Regions from separate parts of the Homo sapiens genome. Here region 1 is linked to region 2. Evidence: chromatin loops called from intact Hi-C (ENCODE). Cell type or tissue: PC-3. All regions are shown on one strand. Each heading gives the region's core, and the rest is flanking DNA. Links, peaks and the distances in the headings are about the cores only.

The links. Hi-C counts contacts between places; a loop is a spot of excess contacts. Peaks named below come from ENCODE experiments on the same cell type or tissue, not always from the same donor. Only the 100,000 strongest peaks of a DNase experiment are listed, where the experiment ranks them.
Region 1: a loop joins it to region 2, with 4 times the contacts of the local background. A loop is called at or near these places in 2 of 110 quality-filtered maps.

Annotation. Positions count from the first base shown.
Region 1 is chr17:47,113,051-47,123,240 of GRCh38, forward strand. It overlaps CDC27 (cell division cycle 27), which reads right to left. Exons shown (of 19, transcript NM_001256.6): 18 at 9,394-9,550; 19 at 4,653-7,967. The coding sequence ends at 7,885. Among named protein-coding and RNA genes, the nearest start is that of CDC27, 71 kb to the right of the region's middle. RefSeq lists an enhancer at 6,750-7,360. In PC-3, for the core only: no CTCF peak of the experiment used is centred there; a DNase peak (open chromatin) is centred at 6,841; H3K27ac peaks cover 689 bases.
Region 2 is chr17:47,311,565-47,322,738 of GRCh38, forward strand. It overlaps ITGB3 (integrin subunit beta 3), which reads left to right. Exons shown (of 15, transcript NM_000212.3): 15 at 1-2,179. EFCAB13-DT (EFCAB13 divergent transcript) reads right to left here. Exons shown (of 3, transcript NR_110880.1): 2 at 6,908-7,056. Among named protein-coding and RNA genes, the nearest start is that of EFCAB13-DT, 6.7 kb to the right of the region's middle. In PC-3, for the core only: a CTCF peak has its summit at 4,292 (motif pointing left); a DNase peak (open chromatin) is centred at 4,277.

The sequences.
Region 1 (10,190 bases), core at 2,102-10,101, 200 kb before region 2:
AGCCTGGGAGACAGAGCAAGACCCTGAGACCCTGTCTCAAAAAACAAAGCAAAAAACCCTCACTAAATTGAACACAACATCAACGTTCAATAGCCATTCCCCTTCTCCTTTGCTAATAAAATTCCAGTTTCTTTGTGTTCCATCGCAGGACCATGATTTATCTAAACTGGTCATTCTTGGTCAATACATTTGGCTAAAAATAAATAATATCAAAATTGGTCACAGCAAATCTATTCTTTTTTTTTTTTCTCGGCTCACTGCAACCTCTGCCTCCTGGGTTCAAGCAATTCTCTGCCTCAGCCTCCCGAGTAGCTGGGAATACAGGTGCCCGCCACCATCCCTGGCTAATTTTTGTATTTTTAGTAGAGTGGGGTTTCATCATCTTGGCCAGGCTGGTCTTGAACTCCTTACCTCGCAATCTACCCACCTTGGCCTCCCAAAGTGCTGGCTCTGTCACCCAGGCTGGAGTGCAGTGGTGCAATCATGGCTCACTGCAGCCACAGCCTCCCTGGGCTCAGATGATTCTCCCACTTTAGCCTCCCAAGTCGCTGGGATTAAAGTCACATGCCACCATGCCCAGCAAATTTTTCCTTTTTTTTTTTTTTTTTTTTTTTTGTAGAGACGGGGTATCCCTACCTTGCCCAGGCTGGTCTTGAACTCCTGGCCTCAAAGGATCCTCCTGCTTCAGTCTCCCAAAGCACTGGGTCTATTATTCCCTTTCTTATTCAAACTGAATTCTGCATTTTCAAGGCCTTGAATTTTCAAATACAGCTTTTTCTTTCCCTGAATTTGTTTGGGATTCAAATACAGCTTTTACTCTCAATTGAAAATTCTATGTTGATGATGTTGACAAGATTCTCTCCTTTGACCAAAACTTTGGGCAGGCCCCTCTGAGTCCTTTCTGATTAGGCCTGACCTTGGGCTTCCCTCTCTGTCCTTGTAGAATATAGTTTGAAAAAAAAATCCTGCTAAATCATTTTAGAAAAAATCTCCCATCTTTGATATCTTATCAATGTAGTCAGCTTCCAGCAATAATCCTATCAAGTCAGTTTAGCCAGAAACCCCTTATCTTTGATGTTTTCTCTTAGTAATTTTCCATCAACTGACCCCATTCTGTTCCTTGGATATACACCTCCACTTGTCCCTGTTAAAATCAGAGTCCTATCTCTCTCCCCTACTGCAAGACCCCATTGCAGTAGGCCCTATACCTATGTCCATGCCCCCCATTGTGTCTTATGATCTTTAGCAAGTGTCATAAATACATTTTTCTTTTTTTTTTTTCCTTTTTTTTCTGAAACGGAGTCTCGCTTTGTCATCCAGGCTGGAGTGCAGTGGCGCGATCTCGGCTCACTACAAGCTCCGCCTCCTGGATTCATGCCATTCTCCTGCCTCAGCCTCCCAAGTAGCTGGGGCTACAGACGCCCGCCACCACGCCCAGCTAATTTTTTTTTTTTTTTTTTTTTTTTTTTTTTTTTTTTTTTTTTTTAGTAGAGACAGGGTTTCACTGTGTTAGCCAGGATGGTCTTGATCTCCTGACCTCATGATCCGCCTGCCTTGGCCTCCCAAAGTGCTGGTATTACAGGCGTGAGCCACGCTCCCGGCCATAAATACATTTTTCTTTTTTCCTTTGAGACAGGGTCTTACTCTGCCACCCAGGCTGGGTACAGCAGTGCCATCATGGCTCACTGCAGCTTCAACCTCTGAGGCTCAAGTGATCCTCTCACCTCAGCCTTCCAAGTAGCTGGGACCAGAGGTGCACTCCACCATGCCTGGTTAATTTTTACCCATTTTTTGTAGAGATGGGGGTCTCACTATGTTACCCAGGCTGGTCTTGAACTCCTTGGCTCAAGTGATCCATCACCCTTAGCCTCCGAAAGTGCTAACATTGCAGGCATGAGCCACGGTGCCCAGCCTACATTTCTCTTTCTTCTTTTCTTTTCTATTTTTTTTTTTTTTTTTTTTTTTTTTTTTTGAGATGGAGTCTCGCCCTGTCACACAGGCTGGAGTGCAATGGTGCGATCTCGGCTCACTGCAACCTTCATCTCCCAGGTTCAAGTGATTCTCCTACCTCAGCCTACAGAGTAGCTGGGACTACAGGCGCACGCCACCACACCTGGCTAATTTTTGTATTTTTAGTAGAGACGGGGTTTCACCATGGTGGCCAGGATGACCTGGATCTCCTGACCTCGTGATCCATCTGCCTTGGCCTCCCAAAGTGCTGGGATTACAGGTGTGAGCCACCGCGCCCGGCCCATTTTTCTCTCTCCCTCTCTTTTTTTAATACAGACGGGGTCTTATTATGCGGCCCAGGCTGGTCTCTAACTCGGGCTCATCCGCACATCTCGGCCACCCAAAGTGCTGGGATTACAGGTGTGAGCCACAACGTCTGGCCTACATTTTTCCTAAGAGTGTTGAATATTAAAAGGATGCTTGAGGCTGGGGCGGGCGAACTGCTTGAGCCCATGAGTCTGAGACCAGCCTGGGCAATATGGCAATACCCCATCTCTACAAAAACACAAAAAATTAGCTGGGAGTGGTGGGGCATGCCTGTAGTCCCAACTACTTGGGAGGCTAAGGCAGGAGGATCCCTTGAACTTGGGAGGTAGAAGATGCAGTGAGCTGTGATCGTGCCACTGCATTCCAGCCTGAATAACAGAGCAAAACCTTGTCTCCAAAAAAAAAAAAAAAAAAAAAAAAAAAAAAAAAAAAAAGAATGCTTGCAATAGAGGAAGTTAATAAAAATGCAAGAACTGAAAGAAAATTGAAGATTTATAACTTTCTACTTTAAAGCAAATCCTAGTCACTCAAAGAGGGAAAATATATTCCAATTTCAGTGGCAGAAGAGAAGCAGCACATAGATCAAAGCCCTAACAAAGGACTATACTACAACAGATCTGGCTGATTAATAATAAAGTTTCCTCTGTAAAACCTGGACCTTGATATTGGCCTACAGTAGACTTTATATTTAAAAATGCTAGGCTGGGCGCGGTGGCTCACGCCTGTAATCTCAACACTTTGGGAGGCCGAGGTGGGCAGATCACGAGGTCAAGAGACCAAAACCATCCTGGCTAACATGGTGAAACCGTCTCTACTAAAAATACAAAAAAAATTAGCCAGGCGTCGCGGGGAGCGCCTGTAGTCGCAGCTACTCGGGAGGCTGAGGCAGCAGAATGGCGTGAACCCTGGGAGCTTGCAGTGAGCCAAGACTGCGCCACTGCACTCCAGCCTGGGTGACAGAGCGAGACTCCGTCTCAAAAAAAAAAAAAAAAAAAAAATGCTAGAGAGGGCCAGATGCGGTGGCTCAAGCCTGTAATCCCAACACTTTGGGAGCCCACGGTGGGCGGATCACCTGAGGTCGGGAGTTTGAGACCAGCCTGACCAACATGGAAAGCCCGTCTCTACTAAAAATACAAAAATTAGCTGGGCGTGGTGGCACATGCCTGTAGTCCCAGCTACTCAGGAGGCTAAGGCAGGAGAATCGCTTGGACCTGGGAGGTGGAGGTTGCGGTGAGTCGAGATCGCGCCACTGCACTCCAGCCTGGGCAACAAGAGCGAAACTCTATCTCAAAAAAAAAAAAAAAAAAAAAAAAAGGCTAGAGGGCTGGGTGAGGTGACTCACGCTTATAATCTCAGTGCTTTGGGAGGCTGAGGTGGGAGGATTGCTTGAGGCCAGGAGTTTGAGATTAGCCTGGGCAACATAGCAATACCCTGACTCTACAAAAATAAAAAATAAAAAATGAGCCAGGTGTCGTGGTGCATGTTTAGTCCTGGCTACCTGGGTGGCTGAGGTGGGAGGATTGCTTGAGTCCAGGAGTTCGAGGCTGCAGTGAGCTATGATCATACTACTGCACTCCAGGATGCGGGGCAGAGCGAGACTGTCTTTAAAAAAATGCTAGAGAAGACAACTTACAGTTACCATTAAATATGACTTGAAACCTCCAGAGGAAGTCCAAAACTAAAATATAAGATTCTGAACATACACTAATGCCAAAAGTGCCCAGTTTTATCATTTAATAGCTGAGCCTGTTTTCTGTTTTGTAAAATGAAGTAATACCTACCTTCTAGTGATGAGAATTGAAAATACCATCCACAAAGCAAGTAACACAATCCATAGACCAGGATCTCAGCAAACATAGCTTTTAAACAAAGTTTGCACTTACAAAGAAAAATAAAACCTATACTGAACCTTCATGAACCATAAGTTGTCAGCTAAACAAGCCAAAGAATAGCTCCATGTCTAAGCTGCTGTTTATCCTTGTTCAGCTGACATTAAATGGCAGGTCCTAGGGAAGGTTATGAGGTCTGCATTGTTCCCCTTGGAACTGCCCAGCTCACCCCACCTTCACATGTTTTTCCCTGTTACTGCCTTTTCTTCAAGTCTGAATAAAACCCTTCAGCTCTTTGTACTTTCTCCAAGATACCAAAAAAAAAAAAATTTCAAATTAGAGTAAAATTTAGTTTCTACATCTTACTTCTTTCAGATCCTGACCTTTTTAAATAGATTCTAATTGGAACAAAAAAACCTTTGTGTCCCTTTTGAAGAAATTTCAGAAATCACGTGATCAAAGAATAAGCAGTTGACTTGCAAATTCGCAGCTGCTGGTTGGTAAGGGGCTTCTGTAGTTTGAAAAAAGGTATTCTAAAAATTACCATTGTTTTTGTCATAGTATTTATTTTGATATTCCAAATAATACTAAAAAAGAGTATGACCGTTTAAAAATATAAATATATTAAGAGTGTAAGTTTTAAAAAATTAGATAAACATTGCTCTAGTTTTTTGTGAAACATAAAACTGTATCTCTGTTTTTCTGTGCCTTCTTATTAAAATACAGATGGCACAGCTTTCATATAGCTTTAACAACTTGATTATAAATTGCTTTCAAAAGTAACTTATTTGGATTTTCCATATCCTTTAATGAATTGCAAATATATTAACAGAAAAGACTTTCCCCCTCAACACTGTACAATTTCTGAAATAAGTCAGTTAAAGCAAAAAGAAGACACAAAATTACATTGTTTCAATGCAAACAGAACACACACTTCATACCCACACTTGCATTTTCCCAGGTTTTCACAAAGAAAATGGGTCACCATATTTCTCAGTGAAGACTCATACTATACTCTGGCTAATCAGAGACTTCCAAACTTTTTTCTTCAAAAAGAGCATTTTTAATAGACTAAATACTGGTTATCACTGAGTTTTTGTTTAAGGTACAACAGCAGCATGGTTCAAATGTTACTTGTAGTTCTCGGAAAAATTAAAAATTTTAAGTGATGAATACAGAAAATGTAGGGACCACCTTTCATTCTTTTGAGTACCACTGTTCTCTTGAAAAAATATTCTAACCTTCTAAAATCCCAGAGTTAAGAACCATTTCCAAGGGGAAAAACAAATCCAAGGCCACAACATAACTTCTGAACAAGTGTGTGCGCGTATATATATATGTATATAGATGTATTAAGTTGGTGCAAAAGTAATTGCAGGTTTTGCCATAAAAGTCATGGCAAAAACCACAATTACTTATGCACCAACCTAATATATGTGTGAAACAGAGAAAAGGATGTCAAACTACTTAATTTAATTTCTGTAAAATAAACTTCTGAAATTTGAAGCAAACATTTTGCTTGATCAAAATGTGTTCTTCTTCGGGTTGTTTGATCCCCATTCCATGCAAAAAACAAAACCAAACAAAAAAAGAAACTGCAAAAGCCAGAAAGTGTTACTACGTGGGAAATAAGGCTTCAAATACCTAAATGACTTTGAAAGTAGGTATGAGGAAAAATAAAATAGGCCAAGCTTGGGCGGAAACTGTCCCCCAACCAGCCATTGCCATGGCATGTCTTACAAAACGATCCTTTTATCCTTGGTCTCAAAAAATCAGTACCAGAAAGACTCTCACCTCTGGCACATAAATTCCTGCTACAAAAAGATAATTATACTTCAGCAAGTTATGTTCTAAGCTTAGCTTTCTCCAGGCTTTATAACGCAGAACTCAGGTTGAAGCTTTCTATAAAACTCTAAATGACACTGTTATACAGCACCTTGTGCTTTGCCAATTAAAAAAATAAAAGAATCTAAAATTAAATATTACAGAACTAATGGATAATACAATAGCATACGTGTTAGAATCCAAGTGCTAGCCTCTGGGAATTTTTCATTATATTTATTTTCTCCCAACTGTTCCTTTTTTTTAAAAAAGTATTGTTTTAGACAGTACATATACATAAATTTAGGTAGGGAAATCTGTTAAATATCTCTCTGGCACCTGATACCTAAAGACCCTGACTTGAATTAATTTATAAATTGTACCTAATCCATGTTCAAATGAGATTAACAGTAAATTATAGAAAATTACTGAGTCTACAGACTAAAATTTTTTTCACATCTTTTGTAATCCACCTTATTTTCACAGCTTGACTAACAAATACAGGTAAGTTTGTCCTCCATCAAATAATCCAGAATAATAACTGTAGGCCTGTCATTCATAAGAAACTATAATTTGTTATATTCTGACACTGGCACTTAATAAAATGTTAACAACTAAAATTTCTCTAAAAATTTCAATACATTACAGTAAAGGAGATAAACAATTTAAGACTGTTTAAATCTGTTACTGTGGAATTCCAATAATTATCATTTTATATGCATAATTGAATTCTTAAAATTGTGGCCATTTTCCAAAGACACCAATCTATATTATGACAAACTCAGAAGAGAACCTATCTCCTTCATAAGAATGTTTTTTCCCCCAAGCTAAAAATTTCCAACATCCTAAACCCAATTACTCTTAGTAAATGTTTTGGTGACTCACACTACTGAAAAAATCTGAAGCAGAGAGTCAAAAAGAATGGAAAGGATCTCAACCAAAGGTAACCACACATTCTTACACTCTGCTTAAGCAAACACTTAGAAAAGTCAAAGGGATGTTTTGAACAAATATAGATTCAAGGTTATGGTACAATTCTGATTATATTAAGGCTTTCACTATCATGATCTCTTAAAAGTCTCTCCACTTTAGTGTTCTCCTTCTGATTCATATGGTGAACTTAAGGGGTTATTAAGGGCCTTGTTTTGGCTTCTCAGTGGGGAACCACTCTATCATCTCTGAATGTTAAAGGTGATCCCACAGAGCTCAAAGAGAAGAGGCAATATGGTAAGAAACAATTTTAAAGTTTGCAATACCAAGACAACAATGATCAACACTTTGAAGCAAGATGAATAAATTAAAATTCTTGGTTAGACATTAAAGCATTCTTGCCAAGAATAAGAGTACACTGTATGGAGGGATATTTGATTCCTACATACGAGTCCCAATATGCCCATTACATTTGTTTATGGGAGATACTGCAAGTTTAAGGTAATTTACATTCCTTGGCAATCAAGTCACTGTTATAGGCAACGTCTTTTATTGTTCCATCTGGCACTTGCAAACACCATTCTTGAAGAACCTAGAAATGAAGGTCAGTTACTCTGTTTATCAGGAACAGAACCAAATAAAAACAAATTTTTGAAAAAGCAACCAAGAAACTCTGGTTCATCACTATTTTCCATATCTAATGGTTCCTTCAAGATAAAGCATAACTCTTCCTTTCATGATACTTTCCAACAAAGGGAGATTAAAGAAAAACAGAAAAGAAAGTTCCCCACCCTACCCCCCATAAATTGTCATTCATACTGGTAAAAGAGCCAGTCTTGTTAGCAGCTAAATATTGCACTGCCTTTCATTCTGTATACAGTCAGGGTCCAATGAAAGTGGCACACTCATGGTATAAGTGACGGACGATGACACCGCCAGCTCAAGAGTAAAGACTCAGTATACAGAGGGACAAGAAACACGTCAGCACTAGTCACACATCCAGTTGTAAAAGTCTGATTTCCAGAAGTTAAAATTCATCACTTTCAGCTGCATGAAGTTGTGTGTCATCCGCATCTGTCATGCTGCTCTCCTGGGATTCATCTGTTCCCACTTTAAAAATAAAACAGAAGTCCACAGTAAGTTTTCTGACAAATATGTCCTGTTGGTTCATGAAAACAAGTAAGAAAAATTGTATTATATTCAGAGAGATAAAACCCTAAATAAAGGCCCTTAAAAATCCTCATATCCTTTAATAAAATGCAACTCAAGTTTCCTAACTTTATAATAGGTCTGATATTAGCTTACTGCATTTTACCTTTAAGTTTTAACTACCAAAACTGCCTCTTCCTAATGAGTTCCTTATTCCTGCCCTAGGAATTACAACTAGCTAGTTCTCTGAGACATTAAAAAAAAAAAATTGACATTTCCCCCAACCTCCAATCACTGACTCCACTTTAAGAATACTCCCTGCTAGTCCACAGAAACACAGACTATAACCTTCAGTTTCAAAAGGTTTATGGGGTCAGTCTATCAGTCAATCAATCAATCAATCATCTATCTTGCTCTGTCACCTAGGCTGGAGTGCAGTGGCACAATCATAGCTCACTGCAGCCTCAAACTCCTGGGCTCAAGTGGTATGATTCTCCTGCCTCAGCCTCCCAAGTAGCTGGGACTATAGACACGTACCACCACAGCCAGCTACTTTTAAAAATTTGTTTAGAGACAGGGTCTCACTGGCTAGTCGTGAAATCCTAGGCTCAAGCAATCCTCCCACCTCAGCCTCCTGAGTAGCTGCGATTACATACGCAAGCCATCATGCCTGGCATATATATACTTTTTTTTTTTTTTTGAGACAGAGTTTCATTCTTGTCATCCAGGTTGGAGTGCAATGGCGTGATTTCGGCTCACTGCAACTTCAGCCTCCTGGGTTCAAGCAATTCTCCTGTCTCAGCCTCCCGAGTAGCTAGGATTACAGGCGCCCGCAACCACGCCCAGCTAATTTTTGTATTTTTAGTAGAGACGAGGTTTCACCATGTTGGTCAGCTGGTGTCATCTCCTGACCTCAGGTGATCCACCCACCTCCACCTCCCAAAGTGTTGGAATTACAGGCCTGAGCCACTGCGACTGGCCCCATGGCTTATAATTTTAATTAAAGCCTTTCACCAAGTTTTCTGGAACAAAGGCATCTAATCAGAATTTATCTTGTCAGAAATTTCTCCATTCTGTTATTTAAAAAACTACATTTTTATGAAGCAGATAAAACAGTACTGGTTACATATTCAAACATAAATTGAGGTCCAGGTAAAACTTAGCAATGAATTTGTCAAAGTCACACAGCAAACTAGATCCAGAACAGAGACTCATTATCTGACTTTATATGCATTTTGTTATTACATCACCCTGTTCAATTTCCCTAAAAGTCCATTTGGTATAATGAAAACACCATGGTTAGAAAAATAAAATAAAAGAGTAGCCTACAAATCCTTATGCAAAAGGTAACTTTCTAAATACTCAAAATCATATGTATGATACTTACTGATCTGTTCTTCTTGGGTTATTGGCTCCTCATCATCTGGAAGATAACGCTTATCAATTGCCTCTTTAATCTGGTTATTGGCTCCTTTAGGATCTAAATCCATAGCCCAAGAGAAATTCATCAGGGCGAGGTGCGTTTGACCTAACTTCTTGTAAACCTAAAAATAAACAGCAGCACTACATTTTTCATTAAGTTGTGAGCTTCAACTATAAAATTCTAACTATATATATACTTATTTATTTATTTTTGAGATGGAGTCTCACTCTATTACCCAGGCTAGAGTGCAATGGCACGATCTTGGCTCACTGCAACCTCCACCTCCCAGGTTCAAGCGATTCTCCTGCTTCAGTCTCCTGAGTAGCTCGGACTACAGGTGCCCACCACCACCCCTGGCTAATTTTTGTATTTTTAGTAGAGACAGGGTTTTGCCATGTTAGCTAGGCTACTCTCAAACTCCTGACTCAGATGATCCACCTGCCTCCCAAAGTGCTGGGATTACAGGTGTGAGCCACCGCGCCCAGCCTCTACAATTCTAAATATTTATAATTTAAATTAGGCTCCTGATTTATGTGCTCTAAACTCATTCTAAGGGTAGGACATTTTCTTCCTACAGATGAACTCATACCAGCTTTTGAGTTCCTTTTAATATAATCAGACATTATTTTCAGAATTCCTTGCTTCTATCTTTCAGGTAGTAAGTTTCCAATAAATATCACTCTGACTGGAGCAATGATAATGGGATTAAATGGATTATAAACTGCTTAATTAACTTTCATTTACAGTGATTTTAAATTGAG
Region 2 (11,174 bases), core at 429-8,428:
GTACAGACACTCCCACTTGGCATCATTCACAGCAAGTCACTGGCCAGTGGCTGGATCTGTGAGGGGCTCTCTCATGATAGAAGGCTATGGGGATAGATGTGTGGACACATTGGACCTTTCCTGAGGAAGAGGGACTGTTCTTTTGTCCCAGAAAAGCAGTGGCTCCATTGGTGTTGACATACATCCAACATTAAAAGCCACCCCCAAATGCCCAAGAAAAAAAGAAAGACTTATCAACATTTGTTCCATGAGCAGAAAACTGGAGCTCTGGCCTCAGTGTTACAGCTAAATAATCTTTAATTAAGGCAAGTCACTTTCTTCTTCTTAAAGCTGTTTTCTAGTTTGAGAAATGATGGGATTTTAGCAGCCAGTCTTGAAGGTCTCTTTCAGTATCAACATTCTAAGATGCTGGGACTTACTGTGTCATCAAATGTGCGGTTAAGATTCTCTGGGATATTGATACTGTTTGTGTTTTTAGTTGGGAGATCTGAGAGACCTGGCTTTGGCAAGAGCAGATGTCATTCCATATCACCTTTCTCAATGAAAGTCTCATTCTATCCTCTCTCCAAACCCGTTTTCCAACATTTGTTAATAGTTACGTCTCTCCTGATGTAGCACTTAAGCTTCATTTAGTTATTATTTCTTTCTTCACTTTGCACACATTTGCATCCACATATTAGGGAAGAGGAATCCATAAGTAGCTGAAATATCTATTCTGTATTATTGTGTTAACATTGAGAATAAGCCTTGGAATTAGATATGGGGCAATGACTGAGCCCTGTCTCACCCATGGATTACTCCTTACTGTAGGGAATGGCAGTATGGTAGAGGGATAAATAGGGGGCGGGGAGGGATAGTCATGGATCCAAGAAGTCCTTAGAAATAGTGGCAGGGAACAGGTGTGGAAGCTCATGCCTGTAATTATAACCTTCAGCTACTAAGACAGGTGTGGTGGCTCACGCCTGTGATTATAATCTTCAGTTACTAAGACAGAGTCCATGAGAGTGTTAATGGGACATTTTCTTTAGATAAGATGTTTTATATGAAGAAACTGTATCAAAGGGGGAAGAAAATGTATTTAACAGGTGAATCAAATCAGGAATCTTGTCTGAGCTACTGGAATGAAGTTCACAGGTCTTGAAGACCAATATTATTTGTCAATATGTGGGGATAACCTGTAGCTGCATTCATGAGGTAGCAAATAGCAGTTTTGGCCTGTGGGGTGAACAGCTAAACAGTGTTCTGGCATCAGATAACACGGCACAAAGGGATTGTGTCTAGCTCTTTTGGAGAAAATTTATGTCCAGTCTCAGGATCTGTGGACAATAACGGAAAACTTTGAATATTCCTGACAAGTTGCCATATTAGGAGTCAGTTCTTTACTTCTCTGAGATTCCCAGGTCATCCATGATTTTTTTTTTAATTTGAGACAAAGCCTCACTCTTGTTGCCCAAGCTGGAATGCAATGGCAAGATCTCAGTTCACTGCAATCTCTGCCTCTCAGGTTCAAGCCATTCTCCTGCCTCAGCCTCCCCAGTAGCCGGGATTACAGGCACCCGCCACCACACCCGGCTAATTTTTGTATTTTTAGTAGAGACGGGGTTTCACCATGTTGGCCAGGCTGGTCTCGAACTCCTGACCTTAGGCGATCCACCTTCCTCGGCCTCCCACAGTGCTGGGATTACAAGTGTGAAGCACTGTGCCCGGCCAGTCATCCATGATTTTAATGGGGTCCAAAGGCCTCTTTTTCTTTGTTAAGTATTCCTGGTTGAAATTTCTTTTCTTTTTTTTTTTTTTTTTGAGACAGAGTCTTGCTCTATCACCCAGGCTGGAGTGCAGTGGCACGATCTCTGCTCACTGCAAGCTTCGCCTCCCGGGTTCACGCCATTCTCCTGCCTCAGCCTCCCGAGTAGCTGGGATTACAGGCACCTGCCACCACGCCCGGCTAATTTCTTTTTGTATTTTTAGTAGAGACGGGGTTTCACGGTGTTAGCCAGGAAGGTCTCGATCTCCTGACCTCGTGATCCTCCCGCCTCGGCCTCCCAAAGTGCTGGGATTACAGGCGTGAGCCACTGCCCCCGGCTGTGGTTGAAATTTCTTAAGTGCCTTCCTCACTTCCTAACCACCTTCTCTGTTTGGGTTTGTGCAACAGTAAATTAAATGTACTTTCCAAAAAGAATTGGCCTAAGGCTGCTCAGTGCTTCCTGTGTTGTTATTTCTGTTTCCTTTGGATGAAAAGAATAGGTGTCATTGACTCAGAAATGATTATTTTAGAACAAGCATGTTTCCAAATGTAACAGAATGATGACTACTATGGGTACTGAAGCTAGCTTCAGAATCCAGAGCTTCTCTTTAGATTTTTTTGTTGTTGTTGTTGAGATGGAGTCTCGCTCTGTTGCCCAGGCTGGAGTGAAGTGAGCGCGATCTCGGCTCATTGCAACCTCTGCTTCCTGGGCTCAGGAGATTCTCCTGCCTCAGCCTCCCGAGTGGCTGGGATTACAGGCGCCCACCACCATACCTGGCAAATTTTTGTATTTTTATTTATTTTTGAGATGGAGTCTCTCTCTGTTGCCCAGGCTGGAGTGCAGTGGTGTGATCCCTGCTCACTACAACATCTGCCTCCGGGGCTCAAGCAATTCTCCTGCCTCAGCCTCCTGAGTAGCTGGGATTACAGGTGTGCATCATCACATCCGGCTAATTTTTGTATTTTTAGTAGAGACAGGGTTTCACCATGTTGGCCAGGCTGGTCACAAACTCCTGACCTCAACTGATCCGCCGGCCTCGGCTTCCCAAAATGCTGGAATTACAGGTGTGAGCCACCAGGCCCGGCCCTCTTTAGACTTAATATTTTTTAAATGAGTAGGTTATTACTGTTCTAAGAGTTTGCGGTTTTTTTTTTTTAATTGGGTATTATTTAGGAACTTGTGCAACCTCAAAAGAACAGACTGCCAGTGTAGCCTAGATTTTGTTTGTAGGAAGCATAAATGGATAAAATAATAGCTTAATGGCAAATTATTTACAGGACCATTTAAATGCCTAAATTTTATTTAAGGCAGTGGGTGTCAAAGTGTGGTCCCAAGACCAGCAACATCAATATCAGCTGGAAACTTGTTAGAAATGAAAATTGACAGGCCCCACCCCACAGCTGCTGAATCAGAAAATCTGGGAGTGGGGACCCATGATCTGTTTTAAGAAGCCTCCCTGGTGATTCTAATTCATGCTCAAGTTTAAGAACAACTGATTTAAGGAATCACATATTTAGCCTTCTTGCCTAGAAAGAACTTTATAGTAAGGCAGCTTAGTTACTATATACAGTTAATAGCAAACCTTGCCTGACATACTCAGAAGATGAAATATCCACCCACACAAAATGAAAATCTACTTTGACCTATTTTCCAGGTTAAATGATCTTGGGTATCTTGCTTTCACTCATGACCACAAATTCCCATGAAAAACTGGAAGAATAGAATCCTGGGGAAAAACTAACAGGATACTTTTTATGTGTACTAAGACACAAGCAAGGAAATATTCTTACAGAATTTATTCACAGGAGATAGGATCAAAATCTTAATTATTAACATTATCATCCTATAGGATGCTAGAATAATACTTAGAATTTTTTACTTTACAGCCAAAAGGCTGTTTAAAATTTATTGAACACCAACAGTGTGGGACTGAAGTACCTTACAGAACACTGATAACATAATCTTTGTCTTTAAGTCCTTTTTTTTTTTTTCAGACGGGATCTCATTTTGTTGCCAGAATGCAGTGGCATCATCATGGCCACTGCAGCCTTGACCTCCCAAGCTCAAGGGATTCTCCTGCCTTGGCCTTCCAAAGCGTTGGGACTACAGACACATGCCACCATACTCGGCTAATTAAATACATATTTTTTTGTAGAGATGAGGTCTCACTATATTGCCCCGGCTGGTCTCAAACTCCTGGGCTCAAGCAATCCTTCCACCTTTACCTCCTAAAGTACTGGAATTACAAGTGTGAGCTACGGTGCCTGGCCTGAGTCTTAAATTCCTAACATAATGTACATTTTTTGAGCATAATACAATACATGACATCATTAAGAGATTACGTGAACATAGACTGAGACCTTTTATGGTGAAATCTTGTGAGATTCACTATGTTTTATTTACGTCTTGGTAACTGCTGACTAAATGTCTGGATGAAAATAGAGGATCTTATGTAAAATGAGATGAAAAGCTATATGTCAAGCCACATTTGTAATCCTTTAACGCTTGGCTTCGGTAGTCCAAACTCTACAGTAACAGAGCCATCTAATGGCCACTGGGACCAATTACAAGCAGATTGCCTGGGAATTACTCAGTTTTCACAGTATAATGGAACCATAACGTATGCTCTGCAAATAAGCCATTTAAAAATCATTTCTAATTGGTTTTATAATACAATATATTTATGGAAGTATATATTCCTAATTTGTTTTAGTTTGGTTAAAACATGCAAGGAGGCAGTCTTAGAAGCTTGTGATTAGGGTTAAGTATATCATTACATAAAAATTTAAAAATCCACTTAATGTGGCTACCTAAGAATGGTTTGTATGTGAAAAGAAAATGAAGAGGTCAGGAACATGACTGCCTTCCTTGAGGCTGCTAATGTTATAATGAAGCCCCTCCAACTCCTTGCATAAAGGAAACACTTTCATCAGCTGTATATTTTCTGACACATCAAAGATTGCTCACAGAAAGCACCATTTAGAAAATTTAGGAGCCTTTAAACAAAATGTCCATTTTAAATTATTCTTTAGCAGTGTCCCCAATAAGAACTTGTAAGGAAAACGTTTCACAATTGATTTCATTTTAGTATAGTAATTGGATTTTCCAGTGACTCATACAGAATTGGCTTGATTCTTTGGAGAGATCACAGTGATGATGTGTAAATATCGCTTTGGTGGCCAATGGAAATACTTCGTTAAGAAATTGGAAAAAAATGTTGATGGGTGTGTGCTGGACTTTGCCTTTCCTGACCCTTACACTCACCATTGTGACAGAGATTGCTGATTGTGCCCAGTATGTTTTCTCCTTCTCACATAATATTAGAACTTCTGCTGTTTAGTTGGGCACATGGTTGCCCAGAATAAATATTCTTTTATTACTAATAAGCAAATTTAGTAAAGTTGCTAGATACAAAGAGCATGCAAAAATCTTGTAGCTACATGTGCCATGTCCATCTCATAGACAATGAGATGTAAATGAAAGAGGTGTATGCAACTTCCAGTAAATGCTGTTTAAGGGAAGGAACATACTTTTCTCCATTTCCTTCATCTTGCAGGCGGGAATGCAGAGTTAATACCTAGAAGTTAAGTAGCCCTCATAGCTCAATATGTGACCTTGGGGATTGTATTATTTTATTTATTTTTAAAATTTTTTTAAGGAGGTAAGGTCTTGCTTTGTTGCCCAGGTTGGACTCGAACTCCTGGGTTCAAGCAATCCTCCCACCTCAACCTCCCCACGTAGCTGGGACTACAGGTGCATGCCACCACACCCAGTGGGGATTGTATTAGTTATCTGTTGCTGCATAAGAAATTACTCCACAATTTAGTAGCTTAAAACAACAAACATTATCTTGCTGTTTCTGTGGTCAGGAATTTAGGAATGGCTTAGCTGGGTGGTTCTGGCTCAGAGACTCTCATGAGGTTGGAGTCAAACTGTTGGCCAGGGCTGTAGTCGGTTGAAGGCTAAAAAGGGCTGGAGAATCCTTTTCTAAGATGGCTTACTCACATGGCTGTTGGCAGGAGGCATCAATTCCATGCTGGCTATTGGCAATAGACCTTAGTTCCTCACCACTTGGATATCTCTATAGGACTGCTTGAGTGTCTGCATGACATGTCAGCTAGTTTCTCCCAGCGGGAGTAATCCAAGAGAGAACAGGGAGGAAGCTACAATTTTTTTATGACTTAGTTTTGTAAGTGTTACACCATAATTTCTGCCATACACTATTCATTAGAAGTAGCCCACTAAATCCAGCTAACATTCAAGAGGAGGGAAATAGATGCCACCTCTTGAAGGGAGGAGCATTGTGTACAGAATCATTGCCCCCCAAAGACAGCCACATCCCCATCTCCAGAACCTGTGAATATGTTACCTTACGTGGAACAAACAACTTTGTTGACATAATTAATGATCTTTAGATGAGGCAATCATCCTGGATTATCTGGGGAGGCTCAATGTAATCACAAGTGTCCTTATAAGAGGGGGTCAGGGCTGGGCTTAGTGGCTCATGCCTGTAATCCCAGGACTTTGGGAGGCTGAGGTGGTTGGATCACTTGAGGCCATGAGTTTGAGACCAGCCTGGCCAACATGGCGAAACCCTGTCTCTACTAAAAATACAAAAAAATTAGTTGGGCATGGTGGCACGCACCTGTAATCCCAACTACTTGTGAGGCCAAGGCATAAGAATCGCTTGAACCCAGGAGGCAAAGGTTACAGTGAGCCGAGATTGTGCCACAGCACTCCAGCCTGGATGACAGAGTAATACTCTGTCTCAAAAAAAAAAAAAAAAAAAAAAAAGAGAGGGAGTTAGGGGGGCCAGAGTGAGAGTGAATGGAAGTGGGTCAGACTGATATGGCCATAAGTCAAGCAATGTATACAGCCCGTAGAAGTTGGAAAAGGCAAAGAATGGATTCTCTTCCACGGCCTCAATAAGAAATGCAGCCTTTGATTTTAACACTGTAAGGCTCATTTTGTACTTCTGGCCTCCAGAAACTTGGGATGATAAATTTGTGCTATTTAAGCCACTAAGTTTGTGGTAATTTGTTACCACAGCATAGGAAATGAATACAAATATCAAAGTGTTTGTGGACATATTTTAAGACTACCTCAGGCAACCCTCTGGTCACAAATTATTTATAGTTCTCCCACATGCAAAATAAACTTACCCCTTCTAAGGCCCCAAAGTCTTATCCCATTATAGCATCAATTCAAAGTTCAGAATCTTATCCTCTACGTAAGTCCAGGGAAGATGAGACTTCTTGGGTGTAATTCCTTAAATACAGCTACTCAAGTACATGCTTTTCAATCTGAAGTTCTGCGAACAAAAAGAAAAAGGTCATATGCTCCTTTCCCCACAGCAACCAATGTAAAACAGCAGGGGCAGGGAGATAACTGCTATAGACACTCCTGTTCCAACAGGTGGAAACCAAGGTGCACAGAAGTCACTGGTTCATAGCAATTCTGAAATCCATTTGAGTACAGGTTTGCAGTTCTACACTCAAAGCCTGGGAATAACTCCCTATGGCTTTTGGTTCCACCTTCTGGGCTCTTGGTTTTATCCTCTAAGTCATCCTTTTTTGTGTGAAAGGGAGATGTGTTTGGACCTAAATAGTTTTCTTAGCCTGCTTCCTGTTTGTAGAAATGCGTTTGTAGAAAGGGTCCAAAGGCCCCTTTCCTTTTTGTACTCTTTTTCAGCTCAAGCTGACAGTATTTCTGACAATACAATTCTCTTAAAACAATTTTTGAATCTACTGTGAATCTTACTGGGTTTTAGTCCAGGAGACAAAAGCCATGGCAGCAAATACCTTTGAGATATGTCTTTTTCTACCTTGGGCTTCTGCTGAAGGACAAAGACCTTAAGTTTCTTAGAAGCCCTATTGTTTGAATGAGAGGACCTGTGAGCCATACTCTTAAAATCTTTTTTCTGAGACGGAGTCTTACTCTGTCACCGAGGCTGGAGTGCAGTGGCGAGATCTTGGGTCACTGCAATCTCCGCCTCCCGGGTTCAAGCAATTCTCCAGCCTCAGCCTCCTGAGTAGCTGGGATTACAGGCACCCGCCACCACGCTCGGCTAATTTTTTTGTATTTTTGTAGAGATGAGGTTTCACCATGTTGGCCAGGCTGGTCTCCAACTCCTGACCTCAGGTGATCCACCCACCTCGGCCTCTCAAAGTGTTGGGATTACAGGCGTGAACCACTGCACCCAGCCACTCTTAAAATCTTTAGAGAGTCTTTGCCTGATTGAACAGTACTCCGAGGTACCATCCTTAAACACAACAGGCGTGGGGAGTGGGAAAGCGGGTGATGGAGGGTGGATTGAGGGGTATTTACAAAAATAAAAGACATGGTCTCAGCACTCAGATATTTCAGAATCTTTGGGGAGATAAACTATATACATTTAAAAAGCACTAAAGAATTACAGGTCATATCCCTAATGAGTATAGATACAAAAATCCTCAACAAAATACTAGCATACTGACTTCAACAATACATTCAAAGAATAATTCACCATGATCTAGTGGGATTTATCCCTGGGATGCAAGTATGGTTCAACATATGGGAATCTATAAATGTGATACACCACATAAACAAAAATCATATGATCATTTCAATAGATACATAAAAAGCATTTGATGAAATTAAACATCCTTTCATGATGAAAATTCTCAACAAATTAGGTATAGAAGGAACGTACCTCAACACAATAAAGGTCATATATGATAAGCCTACAGCTAACATTCTCAACAGTGAAAAGTTGAAGGCATTTCCTTTAAGATCAGGAACAAGAAAAGGATGCCCACTCTTACTGCTTTTTTTTTTTTCAACATAGCACTGGAAGTTCTAGTCAGAATAATTAAGCAAGAGAAATAAAAGGCATCTTAATAGGAAAGGAAGCATTGGAATTTTCTCTTTGTTGACAATATGATCTTATATATAGAAAACCCAAAAGACTCCACCAAAAAACTGTTAGAACTAATAAAGTCAGTAAAATTGCTGTACACAGTCAACACACAAAAATCAGCAGCATTTCTAGAGGCCAACAACAAATCCAAAAAAGAAATTAAGAAAATAATTCTACTTATATTAGCAAAAACCAAAACTGAAACAAAAAAGGTGTAAATTTAACCAAGAAAGTGAAAGATCTTTATACTAAAAACTAAAAAACACTGATGAAAGAAATTGGAAAAAACACAAATAAACGAAAAGACATCCCATGTTCTTGGAGTGGAATAATTAATATAATTAAAATGCCCATGCTACTCAAAGTGATCTATAGATTCAATGCAATTCCTATCAAAATTCCAGAGTTATTTTTCATGGAAATAAAAAAATCCTAAAATTCATATGGAACCGTAAAAGATCCCAAATAACCAAAGCAATCTTGAGCAAAAAGAACAAAGTTGGGCCAGGTGTGGTGGCTCACGCCTGTAATCCCAGTACTTTGGGAGGCCGAGGCGGGCAGATCATGAGATCAGGAGTTCAAGACCAGCCTGGCCAACATGGTAAAAAAAAAACCCCGTCTCTACTAATAATACAAAAAAATTAGCCAGGCGTGGTGGTGCGCGCCTCTAGTCCCAGCTACTTGGGAGGCTAAGGCAGGAAAATCACTTGAACCCAGGAGGTGGAGGTTGCAGTGAGCCGAGATTGTGCCACTGCACTCCAGCCTGAGAGACAGAGCCAGAATCCATCTCAAAAAAAAAAAAGCAAAAAAAAAACAAAGTTGAAGGCATCACAGTCCCTGACTTTAAAATAAACGACAAAGTTACAGTAATCAAAACAGCATGGTATTCCATAAAAACAGATGCATTGGCCAATAGAACATACTAGAGAGTCCAGAATTTACAGACAATTGAATTTTGATAAGGAGCCAAGAACACTCAATGGGGAAAGGAATCTCTTTGATAAAAACTGTTGGGAAACCATATATCCATGTGTAGAAAAATGAAATTGGACCCTTATCTCACACCGTATACAAAAGTCAAAATGGATTAAAGACTTACCTGTAAGACTGGAACTACTAGAAGAAAACATAGAGGGAAAGCTACTAGAAGAAAAAATAGAAGAAAGCCACTAGAAGAAAACAGGCGGAAAGCTCCACTACATTGGTCTGGGCATTTTTTTGGACATGACCTCAAGAACACAGGCGAGAAAACAAAAAATAAACACATGGAATTACATGAAACTAAAAACTTCTGCACATCAAAGGAAACAGTTAACAGAGTGAAGAGACAACCTGCTGAATGGGAGAAAATATTTACTAATTATACATCTGACAAGAGGTTAATATCCAAGATATACAAGAAACTCAGTAGCAAGAAAGCAAATAACCTGATTTTAAAAATAGACAAATAATCTGAATAGACTTTTAAAAAAAATTTTTTTTTGTAGAGATGAGGCTTCACTATGTTGCCCAGGCTGGTCTCAGATTCTTGGGCTCAAGCGGTCCTCCCACCTTGGCCTCCCAAAGTGCTGAGATTATGGGTGTGAGCCACCATGCCCAGCCTGACACAGCCATTCTTAAAAGAAGACATACAAATGGCCAACAGGTTTGCGAAAAAAAAAATCACTATTATTAGGGAAATGCAAAATAAGATTACAATATCACCTCACACCTGTTAGCATGGCTATTAAGCTGGGTGTGGTGGCTCACACCTGTAATCTCAGTACTTTGGGAGGCTGAGGTGGGCAGATTACTTGAGGGTCAGGCGTTTGAGACCACCCTGGCCAACATGGTGAAACGCCATCTCTACTAAAAATACAGAAATTAGCCAAGTGTGGTGGCACATGCTTGTAATCCCAGCTACTTGGGAGGCTGAGGCAGGAAGATTGCTTGAACCCAGGAATGGAGGTTGCAGTGATTTGAGATTGTGCCACTGCACTCCAGCCTGGGCAACAGAGTGACTCAATCTCAAAAAAAAAAAAAAAAAAAAAAAAAAAGAATTGCTATTATCAAAATGATGAAAAAAATGTGTTGCTGAGGATGTGGAGAAACCTTTTACACTGTTAGTGTTATTACAGCCATTATGGAAAACTATATGGAGGTTTCCCAAAAAATTAAAAATAGAACTACCATATGATCCAGCGATGCTATTTCTGGGCATATATTGAGTAACTGAAATCAGTATATCAAAGACTTATTTGCACTTCCATGTTCATTTCAGCATTATGCACAATCGCTGAGATAATGGAATCAACCTGTGTCCATCGATGGATGAATGGATAAAGAAAATGTAGTAAACATATGCAATGGATACTATTCAGCCTTAAAAAAGAATTTCTGTCATTTGTGACAACATGAATCAACATATGCAATGGATACTATTCAGCCTTAAAAAAGAATTTCTGTCATTTGTGACAACATGAATCAACTTGGAGGACATACTAAGTGAAAAAAGCCAGGCACAGAAAGACACATACCACATGATCTCACTT